Linked DNA regions of Mus musculus: region 2 is linked to region 1. A link is a contact called in ENCODE Hi-C data. All regions are on one chromosome and are shown on one strand. Each heading gives the region's core, a stretch centred on a gene start or an enhancer-like site at or near the end of the contact. The rest is flanking DNA. Distances are from core to core; before and after follow the strand shown.

Region 1 (4,082 bases), core at 1,029-3,528:
TTGCCTGCCTGCAATAGCAGGAAATGGTTTTTCCATCAGCAAGCTTGTACACTGAGCTCTTTCCAGCAAAAGGCTTGATTTTTGCTGATTTCAACTTGAAAGTTTCCCCTGCTTTCATTTCCCCTTAGTCTCGTGAAAAGTCCACCCCTTTTCTCCAGGCAGACACCTCAGATAGTTTGTTATTATTATGGCTTTATCTAGGGTGTTTTTCTGTAAACATCCTCTCCCCCCCCCAGCCCCCCCCGCCCCCGCCCCCGCCCCCAGTGTGCAACATGTTTCTTAACCCTACTAAGGTGCAATGGGAGGGTTCCTGGTGAAGTTGCTGTGTGAAGGTAGGGCGACTATAAACAAAATAACTTTAAAATCTTAGAAACTCTTTCACTGTGAACAGATTTCTTCCCAAAGATGTTGGAAATAGGAGTCTCTTGAGACAGAATTTGCTTTTCTGTTGCCATTTAGTGGCTTTGGTTTCTAAAACACGGCTTCATGTAGCCACTCCAGATTTCTAAGATGGCATTGCCTTTTCCTCTTACCAAAGACCACATCTAGGTTTTATTCTCTGCTTTGAATTTTCATTGTAAAGTTAGCTAGTTGCTGAATGCAAGCAGCTTTTCAGATATGGGCCTAGGTCTGATCTTGCAGGGAGGAGTATAATTTTATCCACACAGATGTTTTGTTCTATTTGCATTTGTCCTAGGATGTAAGGCGTATACACTGATAGGACAAGGGTATTAGACCCAGGAAGACATATTTACTGTCTCTGAACTCTCAGTGATGTGCTACAAATCTTGCTGTTGCTATAAACCTTGTTTGGTACCTTTGGTTTTTAAGGACTAAAACAAGGTTTTGAAGCAGATCCTGGCAATCCAAAACTTCAAAGGCCTGTCAGCTCAGAAGTGGCTGGTGCCTCACCTGCTCAGGAAGCTGGGCAGCACTGGTGTTTCCTGTTTGCAGCTCATTTGATTGGTTACTCTTATTTTCATTATATGATTCCAGGTTTTAAAATATTACATAGATGGTGTCTACTTATGACCTCTTGTGTAGTAGTGTATCAAGATGCAATTCATATATATATATATACAGATATATTATATATATATATATATATATATATATATATATATATATATATATCCCACATTCAGTAGGGGGTATTTAAAAGTATGTCTATTCCGAGTGTTAGTTAATTATCTTTTAATGAAAGTGTCACTCATATTCACATCTGTAATATTGGAAAGAGATAATTAGATTTTCAAATGAGAATCAGGCACCTTAAATTTTGCACCAGAAAATACCAAATATATTTCACTCTAATGAGATCTGTATTGGGGTTTTAAAATTCATCATAATGTGCTTCCAGAAAGATAACTGAACAGTCTAGAAAGATGAAAGCTTTTCTTCCATAAGTCCTTTTAAACCATTACATTCAACTTATGCGATTCTGATAAAATATTCAAGAATATTACATAAAATCTAGGCTGTACCCTAGTATCACTCTTACAACCCGAACTTACTCTCATTTGGAAGTTTACTTTGACTAAACTAACCACTTCCACCTCCCTTGTAGGTTTTCTCTAGCGTAAATGCAAGTGCAAGATATAGTTTTAAATAGAATGCCTGAGGATCCAGAGAGAAATCTCTCCTTTGAAAGAGGTTGAACTGGGTGTTGTTTGCTCACACTGACTGGCACTCTTTATTTACATACATCTGCATATTTGCTCAGGCCTTAGTATTTAGCTGTTAAAGTACTTCTGAGTGCGTAGTAGAATAAACCAACCCAGAGAAAAGCTCTTAATTACCTTGACTTGTATTTCTCCTTAAAGCTCCCTGGTAAACATATCTTTGGTGTGAGAGTAATTATTTTGCCTGGGTTTTTTTTTTTTTTGTTTTTGTTTTTGTTTTTTTTTTTTTTAATCTAGAACTCTAAAAAGGCATTTCTTAGGAATGAGTTGTGCTTTTATATTCTTCTCTTTGCTGTCTCTGTGTGAGAGTGTGTTCGTGTGTGTCTAATGAAGTTTGAGAGTTGTGCGCAGGGGCGCATGGGGTGCGAGCCCCGGAGGTCCCCATCCTCCGTCTCCTTAGTCGCCTCGTCCAGGGCTCCAGCCGCAACGCTAGGAGCCCTGGAAGTCGCGAGGCTCCCAGGCTGCTTTGAGTCCTGGCTGCGCGTCATTTGCAGTCTGGGGAATGTTGATCACCTCACTAATTACACCTCTCCCCCCTCCCTCCCCCTCTCCCTCGCTCTCCTCTCTCATTCCCAGAGTGCATATCGGGAATAGACACACAAAGACATGCGCACTCAACTTAATCAGCCATTTTTTTTAAACAGGGCTAAAACGATAATAATTAGCAGAATAAAGACATATCGGATTTTCATTTCCTTTCCTCCTTTTCCCAACCCCTTCACAAGCAAACAGCGAGACCGCGGTCGGCACATGCTTTAACTCCTCCCGGAACCCCGAGGACCGCTCCGTGCTCCCCACTTTTTGCTCCAGCGTTTTTATTTTCACCCAATAAAGTTCGAGGATTATTTTTTTATTTTTTATTCTTTTTAATGAACCCTCTCGTTTTACTTGGATGTGATCAGCTGTACGTAAAATAAAAGCAAAACAAAAAAGAGGCGAAGATCGAGTAGGAACTGCAGGGAAATGGAAAGTAAGTTTTTTCTTTAACTTTTATTGAGTAGTTTGTGTTAAATTTAGGTCGAGTATCGATTATCTTTCCAGCCTGATCTTGCACAATCTTTGATATTTCGCTCACTCTCTCTCCCTCTCCCTCTCCGCCTCTCTACCCCTAGATCGCTTGCTACCGCTCGCCCTAGCACACGTACCCTCATCCCGACCACCTCTTCCGCTCTGCCCCCCTTTTCCATCTCTTTCCCCCGTTTTTTTTTTGGCTCAAAGATTTGCTCTGCTGAGGGAGGGAGAAGGCACAGGCGGAGGGGGGATTGGGGCTGGAGGTGGGGGGGAGGCATGCTTTTCAAGATTTAACTTTTGTATTAAGTGACTTTCGGCCGAGCAGTTTTCTGTCTTTTTCTCAGTCTTTTCGGGTTCTGCTTTCCTCGGGAGCCGGAGACACTCTGGTGATCCGGCGAAGCTGTCATTTCGGCAGCGGCTCGGACATTATCTGGGGTCCTCGCTCGCTCCGCGTCCCTGCACCCCATCGAGATGATGTTTCCTCTGCACACATTCTCCGAAAGTTTGGACAGTGGTCGGTGGGGCTCGCAGCCCCCCTCTCCTCTCCTCTCCCTTGATCCTCCCCTGTACTCTTCTCGGTTTCCTTTTCATCTTCCTTTTCCCTTCTCCACCCTTTCTCAAGTTCCCGAAGGGCACTCACTGCGCGGGGCTGTGGCAGGCCAGGGCTGGTGCGCGCGAGGCGCCGGGCCCGGGAGGATGGGCGAGCGCGGGGCTTGGCTGCAGGTAGACACCGGTCTGCGGAGCGCGGCCGGCAGCGGCAGGCCCTGGCGGCTCTTGGCTGCACGGGCGCTGCGGACCTGGTAGGTCCGTTAGGAGGCGGGATCTCCCGGCCTATGTCCGCAGACCTGGGAGTGGAGGCAGCTCGCCCCGGGGTTTGGGGATTGATCGCCACACTAAGAGGACACCCGCGGCTGGAGATCAAGAGCCTTTGCTTTCTTTTTTGGTAAAGGGCAAGGGTGTGTGTGTGTGTGTGTGTGTGTGTGTGTGTGTGTGTGTGTGTGTAAAGGAGATGTGGCTGACTGTGGGAATTGATGCATTTTACACACACACACACACACACACACACACACACACACACTCACTACAGGGTTCCATGTCTGCAAATGAACTTCACCTCCTCAGCTTCAGCTGGCACCAAGCATGCCTTCTGACCTGATATGATCAGTTAGGCTACCAGGGGCTGGAGTGAGCCTGGTCTCGCTTCTTTTCCTTTTCCTTTTCCTTTTCTTTTCTTTTCTTTTCTTTTCTTTTCTTTTCTTTTCTTTTCTTTTCTTTTCTTCTCTTCTCTTCTCTTCTCTTCTCTTCTCTTCTCCTCTCCTCTCCTCTCCTCTCCTCTCCCTCCCCTCCCCTTCCCTCTTCTCTCCTTTCCTTTCCCTTCCCTTCCCTTCC
Region 2 (4,082 bases), core at 1,030-3,529, 2.1 Mb after region 1:
CATGGCATCTATTAAAGACTGAAAAGTAACAATATGTTGATATAGCTATAAAAACACATTAAGGGATTATTTATTTCTGCTAGTGACAACATTACAGTATGTTCACTGCTTATCTTAGGGTTTCATTGCTGTGAAGAGACCCATGACCAAGGCAATTCTTACAAAGGAAGGCATTAGTTAGGGCTGGCTTCCAGCTTCAGAGGTTTAGTTTAGCATCGTCATGATGGAATCATGACAGTGTACAGGCAGATACTGTGCTGGAGAAGCAGACGTTCTACATCATCATTTGAAGGCAAGATAAGGTAACTGGATTCCACACTGACTAGAGCTAAAGGTGGCCTCTACAGTAAAACACTCCCTCCCAATAGTGCCACTCTCTACAGGCCAATCATTCAAATACAGGAGACTGTGGTGGTTGTACCTAATCCAACCACCACACTGCTGTGGTTTCTTCCCACATTTCTGTTTAAAGTGCACATTCAATGCTAATGCCAGCCACATATTAGTGAAACTAAAGATGTTACTTCTCAGCCTTATTCTGCAGTTGTGAACGAGAGGCATATACCTCTATGATGCAAGCTAAGAATCCAGCAATCTGTGATAGGAGAAAGGGCTTGATTTTATGAAAATGAGTGCAGAGATGCACTAAGCTGTCTCAAATTTCAAGTGTATACATCCTGCACTAATTAATCCTGCATTAATAATTCTCAGAATTATTAATTTTGTTTTTTGTTAACTCTGGTGGCTCTATTACTGACTCTCTTCTGGAATTGATAGAGGAGTATGAAGTTTTTTTTGTCTTTTAGTTTCTTCCTTGCCCTTATGCTGGACAGATTCCCAGGGTAATACTGGCAACCTCTAATGATGCTCACGAGGAAGGCCAAGATATGAGGAATGAGGCACATACACTGCAGAATACTAGTGATAAGGAAACTCCCTGCTTGGAAATGACTTGCTTGGAAAAGAAACCCTGGCCAAGCACCAAAAAGAGAAAATCCTAAGCTGCCTTTCGCCCTTTGTACTACCAATCACCTAACTGTTGGTTAGCCAGTACCTTGGAAGGAAGCAAAAGGAGATGTGCAAGATTTGTGGTAGCTCAAAATGACCACTCTTGTAAAAAGTTAAGTAAATATGTTCTTTTCCCAGAATTTGCCTCACTGCAAGGTGCGCTAAGAGATAGTCCTCTGATTGTTTAGAAAAACCCACTCAATGTCTCCGGTCCTTAAGTCTGTCCCCTTAATGCCGTTAAAGGTTAACTAATGATAAACTGCTAAACTGTGACTGAAAACTGCTCTTAAGAATGTATAAAAGGTGTGTGCTTTAGCTACTCGGGGTTGCTTCTATCCTGATTTCAGGATGACCCCAGCATGCTGGATCAATAAACCTCTTGTTTTTTGCATCAATCTTTGTCTCTGCGTCTCTGTGAGTGTGGGACATAACGGACCTAAGGCTTTTCGGGTCTTACAGACGCATGGAGGGAGAGCCAATTTAAGGAAGCAAGGACAAGAGGCTTGTGTGCATCCATGCTTAGTTTGTCACCAAGGGAAATTCTGAGAAATCCCTTGGGAGTTACAGGTATCTGCAGATGTGAAATCTGCCTCTTGTTTTTTCAAATATTATTGCTTTCACCCAGGCAGTCTAGCCCAAAAGCAAGGACTGTAGGGTACAAGGAGAGAGCTGGGATGCGCATCTGTCCACTAGCAAACAGAACTAAAATCCTGGAATGACCCTTCTCAGTGTCCTTGGGTGATTTCACTGCTCTCCTCCTTTCACTGGGTTGGAAGAACCCCATTCTATCACAATAGCAAGAAAATGGAAGTCCACAATCTTCAGCGTTCATAACTGTTTTTACTCTGTGTTAAAAATCAAATGACTCATGTTATGAGGGTTCTTAAAAAGGCCGGTTGCCCATTTTAATATTTTCGGAGTATATGACTGTTTATTTCAATAGACAATCATCCCTCAGATTCGGCGAAATGAACAGTACTGATAAGGAAGATGGAGAGGGTGGGAAACCTACACAGTCAGATGGAGCTATCCAAACAGCGATAGTGACAGGGGAGGGCGGAGATCAAGGACTCTCTGCAAAGAAGGTCTGTTTGCCCCTTCTGTTTTGTTGCACAATCCGGCAATGCTGCGGGTGTAAAATCGGTCAGAGAAAATCAGCCTCCACTCCGGGGAGCAGCGTCTTTCGGGTGCAGCTGGCAGACGCAATTCCTGGAACACAGAGCGGCGAGTCTCCCCCCGCGGTTCGCACCGAGTGCGCTGCTCCGGCGGGCGATGACTTCATGCAGCCAGCCTGGAGTAGCCAGCGGCCGCTGCAGCTGCAGGTGGGGCGGGGGCCTTGCGAGCCCAGAGCCCAGCACACGCGGCCAGGCGGGCAGGACTGCAGCCAGGGGCAGCCGGGACGCGTCTCTCCATCCTGAAGGTAAGCCGCTGACCCGCGCTTTCCGATCCAAGACGGCTTTCCGCCTGGTTGGGGCTAGCTTTGTAGGATCCGGGAAAGAAGAATTAACCCGCTGCATTCTACAGTGGGAAATGGAGCAAGGGAGTGAAAGGTTGATTAGCCTTGAATTGAAATGGGAAAAGAGGTGTTCGGAAGAAACAAAGGGGCTTTTCAGCCCCCAGCTCTTAAAGGCGACCAGCCATTTCCGTAGCAGGTTGGTTTAAACACTGATGACTATTAGAAATGTAAAACCGTCTGAATGTCCATTTAACCTTTGTGTCTTCTACTTTCCATCAGTCTTTCTCAGGCTTGGGAGGCGTGTGTCCTTTGAAGCAGTTAGGGCAGTAATCCGTAATCTCTCCCCTACACGTCCTCCTTGCTTCTCTGTCATCTCTGGTGTGATACCTGTGTGTTTCTTCTCTCATCTCAATGTCATGACACCTGCTTGCTTCAATACAGTTCCTTTGGGAGTCAGGGTGCAGTGAGAACTTCGCTCCCCTCCCGAGTTCTGCCTAAGGTGGGCTGCACTTGGCAACTTCTACCTTTATTTTCCATCTTCTCTGCCAATCAGCTCATTGATTTTCAGAGATGCTGTATCTCATCGTCTTTTTCCCTTCTTCAGTTCCATGACTGAGTTCATTAAGGACCCAAGAAGGGCTGTGCCTCACAGAGGGTTTCCCTTAACACACCCCTGTAGCTGTACAAAGGAATAAACGTCCCGCTTTCAGCTCCGGACAGACATGGTTTTCCCGAAGTGTTTTTCTTGCTGTCACCCTGGTTGGCTAACGAAAGGCTTGCTTGAGTGGAATAACAGAATATGTTGGGCTATGCAGACTGTTCTCTCTGCATACATGGGTACAGGAAAAGGAAACGGCAGTCTCTCCAAATATTTCTAGTTCAGCTGGGGTGTAAGAAAATTAGCTGTCAGAGTTTAGTGTAACCATTCCAAAACCAAGTAGTGTGTATGCCTCAGGTTTCCTCAGTAACCCTAAGCTGGGGCTTTCCTGTTGGCAGACAGAAAGCCAAGGTGACCCCAATCTCAGACTTTGATTATTTGAGCATGCCCAGGATTGTCTCCTTATGTACAGGCTCCTCATACCCTCACACACATGAGCTACCCCCACCCACTACCCTTTCCACCCCCAGCTCAAGCCCTTATTCTCAGCTGGGGACATAAGTTTGAGTAAGATATGAAGCAGGTAAGATGGCTGTAGTGGGTGGCTCAAATGTGTGCCTCAACTACAGAGTAGTTGCAGTAAACTGGATTGTGTGGAATCTGGGGGCCAACATTCCGTATATAAGAAGAGCTGTCATCTCCATACTTGAAGATGACAGTATGTTCGACTCAATGGCCATGCCATTTTATTCAGTGAAAAGGTAAATCGGTGAAAATCAGGAGGGCCTTTAACCTACAAATGACAAGTGTGCCTGTTTCCCTTCCCAGTGTTAGAGATTCTCTGATATCAGGCTAATTCTTGTGTGTTTACTTGGTTTAGAAATTCGCTTTAGGAAGATCTCAGTTTGCTCCTTTGTTTCCAACTGCAGTATCTGGGCAGAAGGACAGGTTGCCCACTACAAAACAGCCCGCTCGAGGAACTCTCTCTGGGGTTTCCAGGAACTCAGGTTATTTCTGTTT

The links. A loop is a pair of places that touch in the nucleus more often than their neighbours do.
Region 2: a loop to region 1 is called in a map of gastrocnemius, with 5 times the contacts of the local background. The contact joins the promoter of Pkia here to the promoter of Zfhx4 in region 1. A Hi-C loop is called at or near these places in 2 of 37 maps with a recorded cell type or tissue (T-helper 17 cell and gastrocnemius).

The regions. Positions count from the first base shown.
Region 1 is chr3:5,216,276-5,220,357 of GRCm38, forward strand. Zfhx4 (zinc finger homeodomain 4) reads left to right here and starts at 2,279. Exons shown (of 11, transcript NM_030708.2): 1 at 2,279-2,652. The region is part of intron 1 of 2700069I18Rik (RIKEN cDNA 2700069I18 gene); the gene reads right to left.
Region 2 is chr3:7,364,325-7,368,406 of GRCm38, forward strand. Pkia (protein kinase inhibitor, alpha) reads left to right here and starts at 2,280. Exons shown (of 3, transcript NM_008862.3): 1 at 2,280-2,428.